2 separate regions of the Homo sapiens genome follow, and region 2 is linked to region 1. A link is a loop called in an ENCODE intact Hi-C map of the cell type or tissue named here. Cell type or tissue: adrenal gland. All regions are shown on one strand. Each heading gives the region's core, and the rest is flanking DNA. Links, peaks and the distances in the headings are about the cores only. Region 1 overlaps LOC105370777 (a long non-coding RNA gene). Region 2 overlaps THBS1 (thrombospondin 1).

The links. A loop is a pair of places that touch in the nucleus more often than their neighbours do. Peaks named below come from ENCODE experiments on the same cell type or tissue, not always from the same donor. Only the 100,000 strongest peaks of a DNase experiment are listed, where the experiment ranks them.
Region 2: a loop joins it to region 1, with 4 times the contacts of the local background. A loop is called at or near these places in 84 of 110 quality-filtered maps.

Annotation. Positions count from the first base shown.
Region 1 is chr15:39,179,594-39,197,124 of GRCh38, reverse strand. All of the region lies in intron 1 of LOC105370777 (a long non-coding RNA gene), which reads left to right. It overlaps LOC105370780 (a long non-coding RNA gene), which reads right to left. Exons shown (of 3, transcript XR_007064591.1): 3 at 17,096-17,308. Among named protein-coding and RNA genes, the nearest start is that of LINC02915, 62 kb to the left of the region's middle. In adrenal gland, for the core only: no CTCF peak of the experiment used is centred there; no DNase peak of the experiment used is centred there.
Region 2 is chr15:39,587,553-39,594,067 of GRCh38, reverse strand. It overlaps THBS1 (thrombospondin 1), which reads right to left. Exons shown (of 22, transcript NM_003246.4): 9 at 5,850-6,026; 10 at 5,369-5,542; 11 at 4,982-5,109; 12 at 4,714-4,866; 13 at 4,045-4,263; 14 at 3,445-3,552; 15 at 2,718-2,877; 16 at 2,445-2,563; 17 at 1,266-1,500; 18 at 841-1,068; 19 at 400-671. Among named protein-coding and RNA genes, the nearest start is that of THBS1-IT1, 4.7 kb to the right of the region's middle. RefSeq lists an enhancer at 1-669. In adrenal gland, for the core only: no CTCF peak of the experiment used is centred there; a DNase peak (open chromatin) is centred at 4,143.

The DNA of each region.
Region 1 (17,531 bases), core at 8,434-10,933:
GGTTCACGCCATTCTCCTGCCTCAGCCTCCCAAGTAGCTGGGACTATAGGCACCCGCCACCATGTCCGGCTAATTTTTTGTATTTTTTTTTAGTAGAGACGGGGTTTCACCGTGTTAGCTAGGATGGTCTCCATCTGCTGACCTCGCGATCCACCCGCCTCGGCCTCCCAAAGCGCTGGGATTACAGGCGTGAGCCACCGTGCCCAGCCCCTATTTTAGGTTTTATCTGTTTATTCACTTCCATTTTTTTCCCCAGGGAGGATTGCTGGTGATGCAGATTCCTTGTGAAAATTACTGATTTCACTATAGTAATAGTGAAATAGTAATCCTTTCACTATAGGAAAGGATGAGTTTTGATGATCATTTCCTGTGCTTGGGGTACTACTTCTTTATTTATTCTTGGGAATTTTTTTTGTATAGTATCCTCAGAATCCAATAGAACTAGCATTTTAAACAGCAGTGCAAATGTAACAGCAAGTGCTGAAACCAACCAGGTTGAAATTCCACAGCTTCTTCATCTCACCAATGACAATTTGATTTTACTTCAAAGTGGCCATGGCTCTTGCGGTAACATACTACTTCGAAGGCTGGTTTTGTGTACCATGATCTCCAACTGCTTCAAATGAGCACCTATTGCTGTCACCCCACCCAGATGTACCTTAGTGTGCTGGAAACCTGTGCTCATTTCTTAGATATGGAGGTGTTTGTGGACTGAATCATTCTGACTAGTTACTCTCCATCTGGTGCTTTGTCTATTTCGTTTCCTCTTTTGGTTCAGTCTGGAACAAGGCCAAGAAACCAAAGTTCTTCTCTGGAAAGGACTTTCTCTGCCATGGCAGGGAGGAATGGGTATGTCTTCATATAGTGCCTGGGGGCAGCAGGATATCCTGGCAGGGTGTGTGGCTGTCCCTTCCAGGGAAATAGCTATGGGTTTGTTCTCTACACCCAGAGTTGGAGAATGGCTAATCACACAAAAATTTGAAATAGTTACTAAAGAGAGAGACATTACTTTGGGTGGCTCATAAGAAGTTGCCGTTATTATTCGAGAATAGTGTCTTGGACTGACTCATCATGGCTTTAGAGCTTGGGTTAAAGTGTCTGCCCAGCACAGTGCTACCCTAAGCATAGTGCTTAGTGTTGCTCCCTTAGAAATTCTTCCCTCAAAGCATCCTGGGGGTCAGCTCAGCCTCAAGTCACTTTGGGACCTCAGGGACAGATTTTGGGGGGTGGTAAGAAATGGCAACCAGGTTGGGTGTAGGATGACCCCTGAGAAAAGCAGTCAGAAGTCCAGAATATTATATCCCAAAGCACTGGAAATCAGGCTGACTTCACTGTTTTTGTTCCTGGACTATGGTCAGGTAAGTAGGGATTGGTGGAAAGGGTTCTTGCAGCAAGAATACTGAAAATTAAATGAATTATGGCTTTGTGGATCTATATAGATAGAACTCCAATTGGAGATCCAGGTGAGGGGTCTGCCATAAACCAAGGTATCTGACAAACAGGCAAGGCCCTAGGCGAGACTCTGGACTCAGCAGGGAAAACCAGAGCCTGAAGCAGGTACACCAGGCTGAAATCAAACCGACAAGGAGAACACAATAGGGCAGTAAAGGAAAGCTTGACTCAGTTTGTGCATGGGTTCCCATGCCTCATCCCTGGGACTAGGTAGAGTAGGGCTCCTCAAACTCAGCGCTGTGAACAGCTGGGGCTGGACAGTACTCTGTTGGTGGGGGGTTACCCTCTGCATTGTAGGGTATTTAATGACATTCCTCACCTTTACCCACTAGGTGCTATTAATTAATATTCCCTCAGCTGTGACAACCATAGATGTCTCCAGACATTGACAAATATCTCTGGGTGGAAAAAGTTGCCCTAATTGGAAACCATTAGTTGACAGCAAAAGACTAATTCCTGTCAGCACTGACTGGTGGGACCACTTTCTTGATCAGAATTGGTTCAGGAATAGGCACAGTTGAATCTGTCAATTAAGGCTCTCTGGATCTGCAGACAAGCAGGGCTAGTACTTGACAGAAACTGTCCAAAGACCTTTAGCACTAAAATGAGAAAAACCATTAAGTGTTGGAGAGGAGAAGGCTATCATTGTGTTTGGAGTTAAGAAGAGGGTGGAGAAGGAAGATGAAGATGTCAGGGTGAAGTTAGGTCTATAAGTCTGAGCCAAGTTGAGAGCTTATGGTAGAGGCCACGCCTGCTCCATTGGGCTTGTCTAGACCAAGACCTATTATTCAGAACCCCCAGTCCTTGCCATTTGGTGCACTTTGGTATCCAAATCCTACATTTTGATAGAGCACTGAGCAAAGGCCTAGGTGGATCTTTGATGATGAAGTCCGTGCTTGTCACTCCAACTTGATGATCCACTCTCTTCCATATGGCTGTCTGGTTCATTATGAGAAGGCTTACAGGAGGCTACAATGGCAACTTTCCAGCAATATGAATGCTTTGAAGGCTCAGATGAACTCTGTTAAGAGAAGAATGCCCAGCAAGGTCCAGGATAATGTTTATGCTGAATCTTGTCCAAGTTTCTCTTCCTGGGAAAGATATTAGCTGACTCTGGAGCTAAGTCTAAGTTGAGGCCAGTGAGACCTGTCCTGTAGCTTCATCCCCATAACAATGGTTGATACTGGCTTTATTCATGGCTTCCTATCTACTGTTTCCAGAGATGATCTTTCACAGTCTTCAATAAGCCTTCAACTCTCAGGAATTTTACCATTTCTAAATTCAGGATTTCTGCTATTTCCTGTGGTTATATTGGCCCTATAAACAGCACATCTTTCTTTTCAGTGAAGAAATTAAATGTCACATAGTCTGCTCTGAGAAAAGAGCCAAGTTCAGGGCAGAGACTACCTTCCTGGGTACCCCCCAAGAAGGAGTCTTGATCACTTCTCTAAACATGCCCTGGATGTTCCCAGAGCTCATGAAAACGCTGCTCTCCAGTGGTGCTAGCAGCTCTGATGAAGGCTAAGTCCAAGCTCTGAATTCAGGAGAGCAGAGCTGCCTCCTGCTCCCACCACCGTGGTTCTCAGGCAGTAATGGTGAGCATGGCATTTAAGCACAGTATGTGGCAGATGGCAGGAATTTAATGCATAATTTTGTTTGTAAATTGAAAATGAAGTAGTGTTCCTTATAAGACTTCAGGGTATTGGGAGCTTTAGGTAATTGCAAATGAATTTCATGGGGCTTTGCATGGGGTTAAGTTTCTTTCTACCTTCTAAGAAGATCCATAGCAGCACAAGCTGACTTTTCTTAACTGAGATCAGGAAGTCATCAACTAACAAACAGGGCGGCGGCATTTAGCCTCTGCTGTGTACTATCTTTATGTTTGTTTGTTTGATCCCTAGGATACAGTACTATTTAGTTAGAGGAAAACATTTTTTCTACTTGAATATGTTTTTATCAGGTTTCTGATCCATTAGGCATTCTCTTCTTACTGATAAACATTTGCAGGCAGATTGTAAAACTACATTTGGAGGGGCAATGGGGGTAGAAATTTGCTTAAATTTTGTGCATTCCTTATTTTTGTACTCTCAAAATTTCCTACACTCTAGATTTACTTAGAGTTTATTTTATATATTTACATGCCTATATTTTCTTTAAGTAATTTTTTTGTATTGGTTTGAAGAGTGTGTATGAAAGGGAGGGGGAGAGATAAAGACACACAGAGAGGGTTTTGCTTTCAGTGCCTCAAAAGGCTTAACTTGGTTATTCAGGAATGATCTCAATTTTGTTTTGCACATATTTCACTCTGAATTTTATCCAGAAATTTAAGGTTACAATAACTCTTCTGTGGTTAAAAGCTGTTTTAATTCTAGGAATCTCAGTCTGAATATACTTTAAGGAAAGAAAAAGTCTAATATATTTGGTACTGAACACTTAGGTCCTAATTTTCTGTTCTGCCCTTATGCATTATGCAATATTTTCAGTGGGTTGGCGTTCTGCTTGGTGACCTTTGAAACATGCAGGCACCATCTTGAAATGAGGACCAACAGAAGTTCTGTCTTTCCTGTTTACTGTGCTCGCTTTCCAGGACTTCTTCCTGACAGTGTGTCTCAAACCCTGAAGGTTGACAATGAACACTCATAGAAAAAAAGATAGAAATTTGTTTGTGGAAGTGGGTATCTGAAGGGTTGCGGTTGATAAATTATTGCAAAATGGTGAGGAGATTATCTGAAATCGATCAAAAGTTATAACGATGGTTGTGGATGGGTGTGGCCCATCACACACATGGTGAACTACACTAGCTGGTAGGCGTCTCAGGTTTGTGAATGTGTGGATTTTGTGGATCCCACATAGCTCAATTCAGCTGAGTGCAGTTTCCTGGGTTCATCTAATACTTTTTGCAGATAAAATTGCAGAGAGTAAACTTGGCATTTACATTATGCTCAAATTGTTTCCTGATATTTCACTTACACTGAAACGAATGCAGTTTCAAAATAAGAATTTATAGCTAAACCAAGCGTATAACTATGATGATCACAGCTAACATATCTTGAGCCCTTGTTATGTGCCAGGCACAATTCCAAGCTTTTGACATGTATTAATTAACTCATTAAGTCCCGTTAGCAACTCTTGAAGTAGGTACTATTGTAACCCTTATTTGTAGATGAGTACACTGAGCCACAGAGGGGTGAAACAACTTGTCCAGGTTCATAGAACTACATGGGCAAGACTCCAGCTCCTGTTTTATTCACTCTGCTCTTCCTCCCTCTCTATTGAAAGGAAAGTAACTACTTTTGGATGCTAAACCTCAACTTTACAGAGTAGCAAAAACTATCAGATGTTCTTGGCCTATCATTTGCCACCTGATATTAATAGGAAAATGTCTTAACTCCTTCCAGCCAGCAGAACACTCACTGAATATGACTTAAGGGGATTGATGATGGAGGAACTGTCTAAGCTATGTCAGAAGAATCCAATGTGTTAACTCACTTTTTGCTTTAGTCTCCTTTCTTTCCAGGGCAAGATTTTCACTATGTGCTAATGGAAAGCAGTGGGCAGGGGAAGGGCAAATAAATGACTACACAAAGGTACATACCTGTACTTGGCCAGGGTGGATCTATATTTGGTAAGATTAAGCCCTATTGTATTTTCATGTCTAACAGTTACAGAATTGAAACTTGTCCCTCAGGACAGGAATTTGCTATCTACATTCCAACATTCCTTGTCTTCTGAGCAAAACCACTGCATTGATGTCATCTAATCCTCTTGTTTTTATATTTTCCCTCTTAGCTTGGTACTGTCTCCTTTCTTCTCTGGCCATTCTACCACACTATAATGGAAGGTTTTTGTTTTGTTTTGCTTCATTTTGTCTCCCCCACTCCTTTTAATTTGTCTTTGCTGGTGAGGGTAGTGGTAGTAGGCAGGAGTACGTTGGGAAGAGCAGAGAAACAAAACCACTCTAGGCTTTGAGAAAATTAAAAATTTGAGGTCCATTCTCATTTATTCTTCTTATTAAAAATATATCTTTGTTTGCAACTGTTACATAAGTCTCAAATTACTTAAAAATTGAAAGTCTCAAAAATTTCCTTTTGATTGTATAAAGGTTATTTAAAAAAATAATAAATATTCTCACATACAACCAGAAATGATAACAATTACCCCAAGCAGTGGTTCTCAACTCTGCTTGTAGGTTAGAATCAATACTTGGGGATGGTTTTTAAGTTATTTAAGAAACAATATCAACAACCCCCTCCTTTGTTCCTGTGCCCTGACAAAGAACAAGAAACTATGGTAAGTTGACCAGGGCAAGGACTTCTGCCTCTATTACTATACAAGGACTGCACTGGATAGCATGTTCATTCATTCATTCATTCCTCATTATTTACTGAGGACTTAACAAGTGCCAAGCATGGGGAGGAATGATGTGATGATTATGTATGCTCTGGAGTGAGAAGACACTGAGATCTGAAGGATGTGCAGGAATTAGCAGGGTGAAGGCAGGAGCATCATGAGAGAAGGTTGTGGGAAGAGTAATCTGGGCAAATGGTAGAACTCTGTGGTGGGAAGGAGAAGACCTCAGAGGAAGTTTTCAGAAGGAATGTGTGGCTGGGGAGGGTTGTGACTGGCCAGGACTGCTCTTTGAGACCTTTCTGTCTAGTCTCCGGTCTGCACTCACTGGCAGCCTGGGGAAGGACCAACAGAATATTCTACCACCGCTCTCCCCCAGTGCCTCTCTGAACAGTCAACTGCGATAGCTGCTCTGTCTTCACTGAATTCACCTAGGCCTTTCTCTCCGCTGTCCTGTCCATATGAGGTTTCCTCTGTGGTCACTTACTGTGTAGCAGCATCTATTCCTTAACTATTTAAGAAACCTTGGCCAGTTTGAGGCAGGGACGATATAAAAAGTCAAGGGAGGCTCTGGGGATTTGGGTTCTGGTCTTGGCTCTGATACTAAGTAGCTCCGGTGTCACGAGTAAGTCCTTTCTTTTGGGGGACCCCAATTTACTCACCTATAGGATGAGAGAGTAGGCTGAAGGGTCTCTGAGGCTCCTCCGAACTGAAAGCTTACCTTCTAGAGAAGCTCTTCAAGCCAAAAGTCTTTACCTTGAGATACCAGACTTGCTAGTTAATTTAGTTAAATTACACTTTTAAAATAATCATTGCTAGGACATAAGACTAGTTGAGAAATATATATTTTAATGCATATTTTAATTCAGCCAAGCTTGGGATGTCCGATTTCTATAGAATAGCATAAATATGGATGTTATATTCCAGTGGCCCTAATTGTGGTTAACTTTCGTAGATCCAGATGCTGCATATACCACAATTGAATAATAAAATGTCCTCAGACACACAGTACAAATATATGAAATATTTATTTGTGTTAATATGATGAGCCCTGAGATGAGTCATTCAAAATGGTGGTAATCTAATTATATTAAGAAATAATTTACTTACCTAAAATGAAAAAAAAATCCTAAAAATACCTAATGTTGGTATTTCTCAGGTTCTATTATTGGCCATGTCAATTGGAGCAACCATTTGGAAAGTCATTTGGCAACATCTCCCAAAGCTGAATATACATGAAGCCTAGGAGCCAGGAATTCCACTTCCAGGATATGCCCAATAGAAATGAATACATATGTTCACCAAAAGGCGTGTCCTAGAATGTTTATAATTGTGAACAGACCAAAGCTAGAAACTATCCAAGTGTCCATCAACAATGGAGTGGGAAATAAAATGTCTCTTCGTACAATGGAATCTACATAGCAATGAGAACAAAGAACTTACAAAAGTACACAGCAACATGGATGAAATTCACAAGCATAATTCCGAACAAAAAATGCCATGTACCAAAAAGCTTATAGCATATGACTCCATTTATGTACAGTAGAAAAACAGGCAAAACAGCTAGCCTGTTAGAAGTCAGAATGGTGGTTACCCTTTGAGGGGCTGTTCCTAGATGGGGACTCATGGGGTAATGTTCATTCCATGTCTTGAACTGTGCACTGATTACACTGGTGTGTTTAGCTTGTGAAATGTATCCACCTATACACTTATGTGGTTTTCTGTATGTACATTATATTTCAATAACATTTTAAGAAAGTGTTTTGCCACTTATTAGTTCATTTGACCCACACAACAGTTCTAGGAGATAAGAAGGCCAGGTAACTTTTCTTCAGATTTATAGAAAGAAAACAGACTCAAAGTTTGGTCCAAGGTCTCAGTGCTAATTGGTGGTGGAATCAGGTTAGGTATGTCAACCTCCTGGGCCAAGAAAGATAGTCTCTGTTGGAGCACCTTGCACAGTGCTTGATGCATAGTAGGTGCTCAATAAATTTCATCTGAAGCTGGATCATAGAATGGTGGCCTTCTAATCCCACAAGGCTGTTATCCTGCTGTGGGAGTAACCATCTTCTCTGGTGGTCTAATGTCCCTTATAGAATGTGCGTATTCTCTCCTAAGAGAAGAGTGGAGATGAGGCCTGAGTCAAATATCCTAAGAAGCTGCCAAAATACCTGTGGAGAATTGCATAACCTTGTCCCTCTAGGGCTTAGAAAAGAATGAGTCAGACAGTCAGTTCTCAGACACGGTGCCCAGGAAAACAGGAAGAAGGTTCACTTAGGCAGAAATCCATGTATGTGACCTTGGATACATCACTGAACTTCTTCAGGGGCAACAATTTGAAAGACACATTTGAGACACTCTGCCTAGGATGACGTGATCCTTCTGTAGCTGATCTTCTGAGACCCGTGAATTTTATGTACTATTTTCTAATTATATTCTCATTATTTTCAAGGGCATCAGACTGCATTTCAAACTTGACAATTCCTTTGCTATAATTTCAGCTCAAATTTTGACTAATTTATACTTTAAATACAAATATGCCCCATTTTCTGCTTGTCATCATAGTTCAGAAAGAAGTTATACCGACCATGTTATATAAAGTAATGAGGGGTCCTATTCAGCTTGTTAACCATGTTTCTTAAAAAAAAAAAGTACAATAGAACTTTCTTTGTCAATATAAAATTCGAGTTATTTATGATGTGGCTAAAGATATGATAAGAAGTCTCAGGAATGGAATCTGTTATTGCTTGGAAAATAAAATCTCAAGACCTTCTTTGGAAAAAAATGGAGAGTGATAAAATGCTTTCATTTAGGGCTTGGCTGTGATGTCAAGGTCAGCCAATGAGCTTAGAGGGAATCTGAGAAAAATAAAGAGAAAAATAGAAACAGATGTCTGGAAAATCTTCTTGAATATTGCTGGTGAAATTGTATGGTTAGAAGACAAAATTTCAGTGTTACATCCATCATCCTAAAAAGGTTATAATGAAAGCCATTTAAATTGGTGTTCAAAAACCTTGTGAGAACTTTGGTTGACTGTATTCCACCATGAAGTGCGTTTTGATCTGAAGTCTTGGTTAGGGTATTCCTCCAATAGGTCAGCTGCCATGGGCCTCCTATTAAGTCAAAGTCTCTATTTCAAATTAGCATAAGAGAGAACGCTGATGAAAAGGGGAATAAGAATAAAGCTAAATAATTGTTTTGGCTTCTGATTGATCAGCATCTATGTTCTCAGAAGCAAGTTTCTTTTTGCCTCTAGTTGCTGCTGATGGTAGGAAACAGAAAAATACCTGTCTTAAAAAGTTGCCGAAGATGGTCAGTTGAAAGGGTTGAAGAGCCTAACAGAGGAAATAGATCACCAATAATGGAGCTAAAAAGGAATGAAAGTAGACAGCTTAGAGATAGGACCCTTGGAGACACTCAGATGGAAGGGTTGTCAAAAGGCTAAGCATAAAAGACCAGGAAGAGCTATAATTCTAATTAAGGTTCAGGATGGTTTAAAAAGGAAAATAATCAAGATTGGTAAGAAGAGTTTAAACTTATAGTAGTGATAATGATTTGACAGTTTGTTCTAGAATGTCTATCTATTTTACTGATTAGTTTTCAAGAGTGCTGTAATTCATACTAAGAAAAGTAGAGAAAGCTGATTATTTCTAACTCAGTACTACAAAGGTTTGACTTAATTCTGTTAAATTCCTGGCTTACTGCTAATTGTATGACCTTGGATAAATTACTTCACCCCTCCAAGCCTCACTGTCTTCATCTGTAAAATGGAGAAATAGTAGCACCTACTTCATGACATCACTTTGAGGCCTCCATGGTGGATATGAATTGCTTATTCCAGAGCTTAGATTATATTAAAAGAATACTACATGGTTTTTGTTGATGGTGGTAATGATGATGTCCTTGAATATCTTTAAATTGAGGTGCTCATCTCTACCTTGTCTTTCAAAAGATTCGAAGTGTCTTAAGTCCCAAATAATAAATAAAATTTTATTTCTTTTTATTTCTTGTTTATATCTCACCTCCCCTAAAAGCAAGACTAAAACAAAATATTTATAAGGTTATTTCAAAAATAAAAAGGGGCTAGACACAGTGGCTCATGCCTATAATTCTAGTGCTCTGGGAGACTGAGGCAGGAGGACCACTTGAGGCCAGGGGTTTGAGACCAGTCTGGGCAACAGAGCAAGACACCACCTCTACAAAAAAAAAAAATACAATAAAAAAAAAAGAAAAAGAGAGAATTTATAAGAGAAAGATTAAGTCAGAATAAAAGAAAAAATACAAAGATGTGAACTAGAGAGAGAGTCTGTTTCAATCAAAATCTTAGAATGGATGGTTCATTCAAAATAGGGTAATGTAAGAAACATTTATTTTGAAGACTATTTACAAAAGTGGGATTGTAGGAGACCTTTAAGAGATATTACTTCTAGGCCTGAGGAGGGTGGGGTCTGGAACCCTGAAGAGAGAGTCCTGTAGAGCACACTGCCTTGAGAGGACCACAGGTCTCTGTTGAGACGCACAACTAGCCGGAGGTGACCTCACGGGGAAGGACTGGGGAAACACATTCTCTGAATTCACTCTCTTTCCTCTTTCTCATCTCCTGCTGCATCTTCCCATTTGCCCAAAGAGAACTGGAAGCCAAAGGGAGTGCGAGCCATTGATATTATTTACACAGACCCATCTGTCTCCAGGAGCAGAGGAAGAACGGGGAAGGGGAGGCAGTGGATCCAGAGGAGCAAACAGAACATGTCGAGCAGAGGGTACCAGAAAGTTGATAAATCAACGCTGAAATCTCAACCAGAATCCAAAGCACAACGGGGAATAGGATCATATACAAAAATAGCGTCATCAAATAATAAAACACCATGCCATTTCCACTGGAGCTTTTCTAGAGAATTCCACTTTTAAATGACATTCTGTAAAATTGTCCAAGTTGCTAAACATATAAAATTGTTGGATATCAATTTACATCAATTAAATTTGGGATGCATCTAGGAAAAATAATACTTTTGGCTTTAGAAATTGGTCCAATCTATTCTTTCTGAAAATGAATAGATAAAGATTTACAAAGGCAAATTTTACATTGTGACAATAAAATATCTTCTTTTTCATTAAGATTATTTTTAACCTACTATCATGACTGTTAAGTAGATAGCTCATAAAAAGGGTTCAGATCATTAAGGTAGGTTTAAAAGAAAGAGGACCAAAACATGCTGACTTATTCCATCCAGAATTGTTCGCTGATACATTGGGAGAATATCCCCGAGGGTTGAGTTTCATGGGGGTGAAGTGTAAGTATTGGGAATCAACATTCTCAACTGAGCACACACAGCTTGGCCCATCAATGGTTCTTTCTCACAGAGATGGAATCTAAGAGAAGGTGAGAAAAAGCTCCAAGTCAGCTTAAACTGATCTGGACAGATCGTTCCCTCTAGGTGAAAAGTCTGCCAGAGGAATCAGTGGTTGGAAGCAATATTCTCCTGTTTTGATATTTTGAAAGCCAGATCTCCCCAAAGATACAGCAAATAGAGCAGAGATTTGCATAACTCTCTTTGGTAAAATCTCTACTTTGTGTAAATACAATATTGGATGGATGGGGCAAATCCAATACTAGTTGGTTGTTAGTACCACTAAAAAACAACTTATGTTGTTAAACTTTATAAACACTTTCAGAGAATTACATAAACCTCAGAACAACATTGTGAGGCACTTTCCTCTTTCGAGGATGGAAATGTAAAACTCAAGAAGATTGAGAACGTTCTCCAGATCACCAACTGCTAGGATTAGTGTGAGAATGATGACTGGAGGGGGTGATAATCAACAGTCTTCTAAACATCTTTGTTACATGAACAAATGATACAGGTGAGAACACAGTCCTTTGCTTGTTTAGCTCCTGAGAATGCACATGAATTTAGAGGATGAACAGGGTGGGATTCCCATGCAAATCACTTCCATCTCTATGGATGTAGATGAGGATGGGGAGAGGCAGTGCCAGTGGCAGAGCAGCAGCAGGACTTCCTGGTGGCCCAGGCACCCAGTGGCTGTCAAAGCATGCCAACCTGCAGGAGCCAGACAAGCGTGGGTGGTTTGAGGTAAGTCCATGTCTCACGGATTGCCTGGGAGGCTTGGAAGCCTAACCACCCACGATGACAGGCCCTGACAGCCACAAGCAGGCATCACTAATCTGGGTCCCACTGCTCCATGCTCACTGTGTCAAAGGCTGCAGGTCAGTTGACAGCCTGGCAACCCTAAATTTGGAGTGCATCTAGGAAAAATAGTAATATTGTTTTCAGAAGTTGGCCCAATCTATTTTTTCTGAAAATGAACAAATAATAAAATGATCTATAAAGGCAACTCTCACATTGTGACAGTAAAATTCTATTGTCAATTTTATTGCTGTTACTCAGAGTGAGTCCTCTGTGTGAGGCGTCATCAGCAGGAATAACCAGGGTCATTGCTTGCCCTTTTTGGATTTTTTGTGCTAGAATCCTCTTGGGCTATTGTCAGTATGTGTCCTCCTCACCTCAGGGAAGTGAGACCTGAGTAATCACCCTTTTCACAACCCTTCTCAGAATTTTACAGAACAACTGGACTCAGTTAAGAAGCTCACAGCATCAGCATGCCTGGCAAGGAAGACCCTTTATTTCCCTTGTTAACAGGCCTGTGGTGGGCACTCAAACAACCAGATTGTCTCTCGGGAATCTCTTTGCCTTGTGAAACCTAGAAAATGTCTAGGGAATCTCTTTGCCTTGTGAAACCTAGAAAATGTCTTCAATGACAGGTGTTTTTGGAGGGGAGTTAAAGAAATAGCTTCTTCTCAATTAATGCAAAACACTGCCTCTCATTCCACCATGCAGCTCCACACATTGCTTCATGACTTTTCATCAGGCTTATGTAGCCCCAGAAGGGTACACTTTGGCAATAGGACATTGCCCTCTTCATTGTGCTTGGCAAAGCCCACTTGAGAAACGAAAGCTCCACAGAACCCCTCAAATTCATATGCTGGGCCACCCTAACTCTAATGTGAATGAGAATGGCCATAATGTGATAAAAACTTGTAAGTACCCAGCTTATTCCTCCTGAAGACCCTGAACACATTTCACACTGAGAAATATACTCTGGGCTCGATGTAAGCCATGGACAGGAAGCACTGCCATCAGCCAAGAGTAAGATTCCAGGAACTTCACCTGAAACCACTGCCAGATGAAAGCCACCTTGATTCTGTGACCATTGGAGACTTGGTTTCCTTAGTTGAATAAACACAGAATGTGGAGCTGGTAGATTCGGGATTAAAGCCCTCCACTGCCATTTAAGACGAATAGGGTTTTAGGTAGTCTTCTTAATTTCCCGAAGCTTCACTTTCTCATCTACAAAACCTGGAGATACCAATGCCTGTCTTATAGGGTTTCCAAAGCGATTAAATGTGCGCTCACAGAGAGAGGATGGGGACAAATAGCTCCCAAGGCATTCTTAACTGTGGAATCAAGATGGCCTCTTGGATCCTTGTAGCATCTCTCTAGGTGCCCAGTGGCTTTCACCTCCATGACTTCCTTGAGTCTCACACTAATCCCATGAAGGGGTTAAGAGCAGCTCTGGAACACTGTTGTGTAAGAAGAAAAAGGCACAATACTGAGAAGTTTAATGACTTTTTCCTAACATCATAACAGGTGGAACCAGGACTGATTGTTCTGCCCAAAACATTATCCAGGAAACTCTGCCAAATCATATTTTGTAAACAGTCTTACAATATCTGAACAGCAGATATTCAGGTGAGACACAAGGAAGAAGAGCTGTTCTACCCTGAAACTAGCCACAAATGAGAAGTTCTAGAATCTTCTCTGACGCTGAAGGATTTAGAAATGCCAATCATGAAAATGGCATTTCTGTTGAAAAAGTAATGATTCTTTAGCCACACCATTAACCTATTTAAAATGATGCAATCAATTTTGCTGTTAGTCATCTGCTGTGAATTATTGAGAAATAATGGCATTATGAAATATTATGAAGCCATTAAAAACAATGAGGCAGATCTATATGTGCTGAGATCAAAGGGTATCTATCAGATATTGTTTACTGAGAAATGCAGAGCAATATGTATAGTGTAATTGCATTTTTGTAAAAATAATATATACAACTTATATGGCATACCTGCTATAAGAGATCAGTAAGATTATATATCAAACTGTCAACTGGATTTGTCTCTGAGAATGTATTTGGAATGGGGATCAGGTAAAGGAATTTCAATTTTTTAAAACATTTTTTCCATTTAAAATTTTACAGTGAAGTGTATCCATCTTTTTAAACTGCAGAATATCAAAAGTCAGGAAAACAAAAAATCACATATAGTATATATAATAGATATTTATTAAATAAGAACTTAGTGAGTTTCATAATTCTGTTACAAAATATTACTATTATACTTCACATTTAATTTGGCTTTATAATATATATATTTTTAATATGCATTATGTCATTTGGGTTTTATATAACCCTCTTGAGTTGGGCAGACAGCATCTTACAAAATGGGATTTTGAGGCTCTGAGAGGTTACATCATTTTTCCAAGGTTATACATAAGTGATACTTGGACAATCTTCTTGTTACTTGACTTTTATTCTTTTACCTGAGATTTTTTGGGGCCCCTCTATGTGCTAGGCCCACTGTTCTCCCCACTACACCATATGCACTGCAATTTGCAAATAAAGATTTGAAAATACACAAGCACCATATAACTCAAAGCCTGAAAATGATAAATACAAACCTCTAACTAATGGATAACTCTTAGATGCAAATTTTATTTTGGTTACTCTCCCTATGTGCTTTTCTAATATAAGCTATAGCAGGTTTTATTTACTCAACCAAAGTTTCAGCTTGCTTTTCTGAAGAAAAGATTTGCTAGTTTCAACTTTAGCTTTTTTTCCTCTCTACCATTCACTTAAAGAGGCCATTACATGGTTTTTAGTTCATCTCTCACTTTAAAAGATAATCAAATGTCTGCACAGTCCTTTGTTTCTTTCTTCCATAGCAGATCATTTTTCCTTCATTTTTGTACGGGGAAAGGATTAGGCAGAAAAGATGTGCCAATCATCCCAAAAGACTGGAGAAGCTTATAAACTCATCCCCAAAGGGAAATTCTTTTGCCATCATGTCTCAATTAACTTAATTTCTGTGGTCTGACTTTGCAAATAGAAACTTGAGTCCATCGATGTGCTCAAAGTTAAACACCAAACAACTGCAAGCTTTAACTGTAGGGTGTTGGCTGGCTATGCTCACACAGAGGAGAACTGCAAGGAGAACTCTGTCCATAGTTATCCATTAATAAAGGCAATGCAGACAAATATGATTCATGAGGCTCCTGCTACAGAGGGATGGGTGGGCAGGAAATAAAGTCTTCTAAGGCAATGGAGTCAAGGAGGTCTGGGTTCTGGGGATAGCATTTGTTTACACACTTATTCTTTTATCCTATTTATGTAGGTGCTGCCTGTGATACAGGTATAAAAATGATTAACAAGTAGGGTTATTGCCTTCCTGGAACAATATTTTGGTGTGAAGATGGGACAACAAACCGATTTTTAAAAAATTAATTACAGATTGTAATAAATGCTAAGCAGAAAATAAGCATAATGCTATGATGGTTAATATCAATGGTGGGGGAAGGCAGGAACCTATTTAGATAGGGAGGTCAGAAAAACCTGAGAGGCAGCATCATAAACTCCTGTCATACATCATTCTAATCCCTGCTGCAAAGCAGACACAGCCCCTCCCCTCCCCTCTGCCAGATTTTAATACAGCTCTCTTGAAAAGGCTGGGAGTAAAATGCCAAATGGAATAATTCCTCCAATGTCATGTAATCAAGTCTTGCAATGTGTTAGCTAATTTTGTGCTGTAGCATTGTCATAAAATGTTTTCTGTGGCTGAAGAACGCCTATTTTCTTCTTTATTTTTACTCTTCTCCTCCCTTCTCAACTATTGCCATTTTAATTCTGACCTCCCACACAGCAATGAGTTGAGTTTTCTCTGCAGTGACCATTGTGCAGTTGTAAGAATTTGGAGAGCAGCAGGAGCCTGCTGGGGCTGTGACTTTGTCTGGTGGCCTTGTTCTCAGAGAGAGAGAGAGGAAAAAAAATGGGCTTAAGAGGAAGGATATAGATTATGAACAAAGGAAGCCTTCATGGCTGCAAATAAATAATGAGGACACAGGATCAATGGCAGCATAGAGCTCCTTTCCTAAATATTTAAGACAGTGAATTCTCTGGAATTGTTTTGGTACAGTCTTACCTTGAGGCACAGGACAACCCCCAGCAGACTTAGGGTGTCCCTTCATGTCCTAGGACACTATAACACAGAGTCTTTTTAAAAATTTTTCCCTTGACTTATTGTGTTCAAATGCTCTCCATTAGATAAAACCAGCAATGCAATGCCAAAAAAAAAAAGCATATATTTGGAATTCCTTCAGATGATCTGTTCTTGGACATACTGTTTAATTGCATGAGCTTTTCCAGATGTGAAACTCTGGGAAATAACACTCTATGGGAAATAACAAAGAATTTGTGAATTAAGTAAGTTATCCTGCTTTTATGCATTTTTTCCTGTGTGATTATATATTGTAAACAGAATGTTGAGGTTAATCATATGAATTTGTCAGAAAATGCACTCTCAGAATTGTTTTGCTTAATAAAAGTCAAAATTTCTTAAAAAGAAACCAGCTGTTTTACATTTATACCAAGATCAGGGTTAAATATTTAAGATCTTTGTATTGAGTCATTCCAAATGAGGTAACCAGTTCTCTTAAGACTAAATAGCATATCTCAAAGGCTATAATACATAGGAAAGAGTTTAATGTAAATTATACAATTAACATTTACAAAATAATTTCAACTGCTGTCTCTTTTTTTTTTTTTTTAGAGACCTGCCTGGTTTTAGCAAACATTCTGCTTTAGACAAATTACAGTCATTTACTTTCTTAATCTTTTTGGCTTGATGTAATGCTAATACTGTGAAATTCAGATTTGAAATATCTACATCTCCCTGGCCTGATGACAACCCTTATAGTCCATTTAGATGAAAGTAGCATTTGGAGTGCTTTTGGTGTGAATTACCCATACAACCACTCTCAGCTGCTGGTCCCCATGCCACGTAGGAGTCTCTCCTCCTTCACCAAAGGCATTTCCTTCCCTTGGATTGTGTCTGGAAAGCTTACCTAGCCACAGGGGGCAATAGTGTCTCCAGCAATTCCTCAGAGAACACCCAACTTTGGGACAAAGTCTTAGACTTTTATCATTTAGGGAGACAGTGATTTTATTCTACATAATTCTCAAGGCAATGGAATAGATGATCAGCTTGGAGAGTGATGCTTCATGACATCCCTTTTCCTTCACACTGGCTTCTAAGAACTAGCAGAAAGCTGGAGAAAACATTTTGCCTACGAAGGTTTGACCAGGGGCACTATTTAGCCAGGGCTGTGATCACAGTTCTGAAAATTTATATTTACTGGGCATAGGGAGCCGAGTCCTGGAAAAGATCAGAGATTAGGAAGTAAGATGATGGCATCAGTGTAGAGACTCAAGGCGTCAAACATCCTCAGAGTCTTTTACAGGTTCTCTAGTGTGTTTGCCTGGAGACCTTTATCTGGATATTCTTCTCCTGTCTGTTGAAATAAGGGATAGAAAAGGGGAAGCAATGCCCTTGGTAAAATAAATGCTAGTTTGATGTGTAGATAAGATGTCTGCAGTCT
Region 2 (6,515 bases), core at 2,789-5,288, 400 kb before region 1:
ACAGCTCCTTCAGGTAAAGATTTCTATTTCATTCCATCAGAAACAATGCTTGAAAGGTACTGAGCTGATCTAAGTTAGAGGGCTGCAATGGGGAATTTTTCCAAGTCCTCTCATATTTGTTGTGTGCCACTGAGCACACATATAAAGCAGACAGAGAGGAGGGAAGGAGGTTTTTTTGTTTGAAAAGGCTGAAGGCACCTTAGGATTTGCAGGGCAATTCTTGGTCAAGCTCCCTTTTCAACACTATTATGTTTTTACAAAGCAGAGTTCAATGCTGCAGCTGGTGATGCTGGGAACTTTCTAAGACTCCCTGGTCAGAGTCTTGGTCAAAGCACAGCATCCCCAGTGCTAGTCAGGCACCCATAAGCTCTCTCTCTGTTCCAGGGCTTTGCTTCTTACCTGGCCAGGGGTGTTTCCTGTGTGCCACAGGGCGTTCCGCAGGTGCTCGCCAGGCCCTGTGGTGGAGTTTACAACTTTCACAGAAAGGCCCGAGTATCCCTGAGCCCTCGTGGGGTTGGTGTCCCAGTAGGACTGGGTGACTTGCTTCCACATCACAACATAAAAGCGGCTGCTGGACTGGTAGCCAAAGACAAATCCAGCATAGTCATCGTCCCTTTCGGTGTTGATGAAGAAGGTGCCACTGAAGTCCACAGCATTAAACTCATCATAACCTGGAAGAAGAGCCCAGAGCCAGGTTAAAACCTGCAGCCTTCAGAAGGTTCTCCATCATGTTCCTAGACATCCTCAGCACCCACAGGGATAGGTACAACTGCCAGGTTTTATATTTGTTTTTCCCCATGTATGCATCAGTCTCTTAGGATCTAAGAACTCGCTACTCACCTACAGCGAGTCCAGGATCACAGTTGACAGTCTGGACGAGTTCTTTACCCTGATGGCGTACAACCCAGTTAGGGTCATTTTGGGATGTCCCTTTGGGGTCCAGAGGAATCATCTGGAATCGGCGGAAATCGGTCTCACTGATGTCAACATTCTCAGGACAGATGTCATCGATGTCTGGCACACTGTCATGGTCAAAATCATCTTTGCAGGCATCACCTCGACCATCGCCTGAGGTCAAAAAAGCAAGAGTTCAGCAAAATTCTAAAGTGCTATTATTATTACTGGTGTCAGAAATGTCACTATCTTGTCTAAGTTGGCATTTGGTCCCTTCATCCTGTCAAATGCTTTGAGCCTTGGTTTCATTTCTTCAATCTACACAGCTGTGCCAGCAGTCCCTGTCTTAGAAAGTGGCTCCCATGACTCACCGTCAGAGTCCTTCTGGTCGGGATTGGGCACGAGTCTGCAGTTGTCCTTGTCATCAGGAATGCCATCGTTGTCATCATCGTGGTCACAGGCATCTCCCTTGCCATCTTTGTCATGGTCAGCCTGGTTGGCATTGGGCACATAGGGACAGTTGTCCAGATTGTTCTGGTGGCCATCTTCATCAATATCCTGATTGTTGTCACAGGTATCTCCAATGCGGTCTGAGTCAGAGTCCAGCTGAAAGAGAGATGTAAATGGAGGGTAAATTGCAGTATAAACCATTCATGTTAAAGATAACTTATGCCCCCACCACAGGGAAAATTCTCCATTGTTTGATACAGCCAGTGGGGTGTCATGTCTATTTACACACTCCTGCAGAAAGATAGCAATAGTAGCAATTACATTTTAAAAGTTTTTTTCCTTTATCTTTGTTTTCGTATAAAAATCTGAGAAGGGATAATTTAAAAATGTTTTACATATAAAACTTTCTAAATAAGGTCAAATAGAGTGATATTTAATTACTAAAGATGAAATGAAATGTTAACTGTTTACATCTTAATGTTAAATGAAATTTTCTGGATACTTTATAACAGAGAATTTCCTTAGAAGGTTTCAGTTGTAAAACTGTTGACACGTCGACTTCTCTGAAAAGTCCTGAAAAGATGGAAACAGACCACTGGTCCCTGTGTTGTATACTGTCTGGGTAATGTTTATGACAGGGATAAATTACTTTGGTTTTGGATGTATCCTTAGTTTGATGATTTTCTTATAGCTAGATTACATCATTAGCCATGAAAATGGTTATTTTGCTTATGCACATTTATTTTTCCATCTCTTAGTATTACATATGATTAATATTATTGTACAGTTGTCAGTCACAGATGTCTGCTTTGTATAATTTGTCTTAACAATGGTAGACGATGCTGAGCAAGTCCAGTAGCCCTTCTTACAGAAGGTAAGACTGAAGTTACCAGATCTTCATGCTAAAGATCTGTGAGACTCTGTGCAAGGAGCTCACATCAGGCAAATTATTTACATGAACGTATTCCAGTTGGCTATGAGAAGCCAGGGAGCCACAGTAATGAAAGTGTTTGAACTTTGTTAAGCTCATTTTTCAAAGGCCATGAAAGGGATATTCCAACAGTTTACTGAAAGACTCTGAAAGGAGTCCATCCACCTACCTGATCCGGATTGTGTTCCAAGGGGCAATTGTCACACTGATCTCCAACCCCATCCATATCAGTGTCTCTCTGGTCCACATTGTAGACGTACTGGCAGTTGTCCCGTTCATTGAGGATACCTGAAGAGAACAAGGGACAAATAAGAGCTGGGCTCTCCAGCCTTGGATGTTTCCACCAAAGTGCATACTAATAGCCAGGACTAGACAGAAGTACGTTTGGAAAGCTGTGCATGTCCCTGTCTCCCGCGGGCCCTCTGATCAGGCAGCACCTTACCGTCTCCATCAATGTCTGCAGCACAGGCGTCTCCTTCCCCATTGTTGTCTGTGTCTGCCTGATCTGGGTTGTGGTTGTAGGGACAGTTGTCACAGCGGTCTCCCACATCATCTCTGTCATAGTCATACTGAGCTGGGTTGTAATGGAATGGACAGTTGTCCTGCAAAGAGAAGAAATGGAGCACTTAACAATGTTGTCCTTGAAAACAGCTCAAGCCTCAAACCATGTGCATAATATGTCTAAAACTGTGAAAATCAGCAATACTTTCTACCTAGTGGATAGGCTAATTGATCACTCAGTGTAAAACGATCACTACAAAAGTTAAAAGGACATAGTTAAAAAAATGGATCCCTGTGGGTTAGAAGTTAGTGAGATGTAGAATATAATCCCATCATCTCAGTTCATAGTGTGCCCAAAGTCAATTTTACTGTAATTTCGATGTGACATTTGAAATGAATCTAGGGAACAAAGTGGCATTTGTTTATGCATTATAATTTCTCAAGTACAGAGAAAAACAGTTCTGATGAAAAACAAAACCCTCATTTAAAAATTCTCTTGGCAACATCTACATCCTTAAACTACTGGAACACAATGAATAATTTCTAATTATCCTGTGTATTGATTTGGTATATTTTTTGCTATAGCCATGTAATTTCCTTGAATCCCAAAGTGTTTCAGGCTGTTGCTGAACTGAAAAGATGAAAAAGGGATAGAAAACTGTTTTTACCCTGTCATCTGGAATTTTATCATTGTCATCGTCATCATCACAGGCATCACCAATTCCATCCTTGTCATAGTCTTCCTGCCCTGAGTTGGGAAGGTTGGGGCAATTATCCTAGGAAAGAGAAGATATATATCACTGCTTCAGTTGCCTTCCTCATGCTGAGCTCATGCACGAGGGAGTGTACCTGGAATTCCAAATAGAAAAAGAACAGAATTTGGCTCAGTAACAGCATATTTTTTTTATGGGAAGACAAGAAAATAAAACTTTTCTTGGGGGATATACATACAGAATTTGTGTAAATGCTCTAGGCTTTATAGATGTTGTGAACACAAGTCATGCTTTGCTGGTATTTGGATAGAGTACTGAACTTTTTTTTGGACAGAAGAGTTGACTATGGAACACAGTTGCCCAAAAAGAGCTAGCCCTGTTCATGTTTTTGGCACCAAGTGATTTAATTTTAATAGGAATTAGTGCCCCTCTCCCTTTGGGAGATTTAATCTTTCAGTTTCATGTCCAAACTTTAAGTATTTAAAATTCCTTAGCCTGTGTTTTGATAAGGTGATGGGCCCTCTTTCTGGAGGCACACAAAGGACCTGGCTCTACCTTTTTGCAGTGGTAAGTCGCATTGGCCACGCACACCAGGTTCTCATTGGGCCAGCCATCCAGGTCTGTGTCCTCCCCGCAGATGATGCCATTGCCAGCGTAGCCAGGCTTGCACTCGCAGCGGTACATGGGGTCGCTATAGTGGCCCAGGTAGTTGCACTTGGCGTTCTTGTTGCAGTCGTGGGTCCCATCCGTGCAGGGGTTACGGGGCTTGCACACCTGAGGGTACACCATGCTGCTGTTACACAGAGCTTTTGAGAATCCTCAGATATCATGGAAACAAGAATCCAGATCCCTGTCATCTCTGAGTAGACAGAGGCTCCATTTGGAAGAGTGTGGGTTACCTCTGTCCCTCCCCATTCTCCCTGAGGCTATAAGCAAACTTTGCTTTATGTTTATTTTTCTTGAATTTGCTCAGCACCTAGGCGTTTACAAGTCCATCTGCTCACAACTTATTCCAGAGCAGCATTTTTAAATATGGAAGACTGTTTTTCCCCTGCAGGATTTACCATGGATTTTCTAATCACGTTTCTAAAACTAGACCGTACATTCATCTCCTCGCCCTTTTTTTTTTGGTGAAGGGTATGAAATTACATTCCTCCCGCTCCCAGTTATTTTGGTCAAGGACAGCTCTCCTGTCCTCTGGTTTACTCGTCTAGTTGACTGTACCTGTTTGTTGGCCGTGGCATGTTCGACACCCTGGCCGAAGGGCTGTGAGCCGGTGAAGCGTGGGGGGCAGGGCAGGCAGTTGTAGCCGGGGTCCGTGTTCTCACACCGGTGCTCTCCATTGTGGTTGAAGCAGGCATCAGGCACTTCTTTGCACTATGGAGGAAATAAGAGCGTGCATCATGTTTAGAAGTCACTGCCATAAGGAAGCGACTGCACAGGTTAGCTGCTTTCCTAGATCCAGAAACTCGGAGCCCCATCAGTTCCTCACCTCATCAACATCTGTGCACTGGATGCCATTTCCACTGTAACCAGGGGGACAAGCACCACATTTCCAGCTGCCATCAGGGTAGCTAGTACACTTCACGCCGGCAAAGCAGGGATTGGACAGGCATCCATCTGAGACAAGGAGAGAGAGACAGTCACAGTAAATGGTTGGTCTAAGCTGCCATACTGCCATGCTGGGCACTTAACACAGTGTAAGATATTATAGGGTATAGGGAACCGATAACTTGTTGGGATTATGTTGTCCACCTGCATCTTAGAGCAATCAAATCGCTCAGGACTAACCAAGCTGGAATCTCCTCGAATGCTGACTGCAGCATTCAGTAAAAGAGCAAAGCTCCTGGGTCGTTTCATCCTGGGCTGCGTGGCTCACCAATTGGACAGTCCTGCTTGTTGCAGATCTGGTTTTCTGTTACATCACCAACGCAGTCCTTGCCTCCAAACTGGGGTGTGGGGTTGTTGCAGAGACGACTACGTTTCTGTACCCCTCCTCCACAGGTGACAGAACAGATGTCCCATGGTGACCAAGGACCCCAGCCTCCATTGACTGTAAGAAGATGAACCACAGGCAACAATTAAGATCAACTTTCAAATCCCTCCCTTGTCATAGACTCTCCTAAGCCCGTTCAAGAAACCTCTGCTTCTCTGACACATGGAAAGAATGCTGGGGAAGAGGGTGAGTTTGTTTTTCATTAAAAGAAGTTGCTGAGCCTGCAGGACTTTGCTTCTGTTTGTTTCTCTAGTAGGTAACCTTCCTGCTCTATGACCCACTGAACTGCAGGCTGCAGATGCCAGGCAACCAGCTGGGCAGAGCTGCTGCCCATGCTCACCCTTGCAGCGGACCTCACACTTACTGGGGCAGGCGTCTTTCTTGCAGGCTTTGGTCTCCCGCGCTTCGCCTTCACAGGGTTTCCCGTTCATCTGGGGGCTGGGAGAGTTGCAGAGCCGGATCCTTGTGATCACACCATCACCACATGTCACAGAACAAGATGACCACGGGGACCAGTGGCTCCAGCCACCATCCTGTTTAACTAAAGTACAGAGTTGATGGTCACAAATGGTTTTGGCTTAGAGACAGCCAAATAGAGGCTCCCATCAGGAGCACGCAGAAGTATTTCCAGGAAATGGTCAATGGCAACTAAACCCAGTGTACGGTAGAAATTGGCTCCTGGCCACATGCCCAAATGTCAACATGGAATGTTTTCTACCAGAGAACGGATAAGTTCGCTGTTTTTATGGGTTGCTGTTAATATCCTAACATTTACAGGGTGCTTACCATAAACCAAAACTCAGTGCTAACTGCTTTACATGCAGTATCTAAATAAAATGCTCAAGATAAACTTATCAAGAACTATTATTATCTCCAAGTTGCAAATGAGGAAAGAGCCTCAGAGAGGGTAAGTTGTGTTCAAGGGTGCACAGCTAAGCAGTGGGATTGGGATCCAGAGATCCTAGAACCCGTGTTCTTAATATACATGCTGTGGAGCTGCCCTTGGTGACGACAACAAGGACAGGTCAGT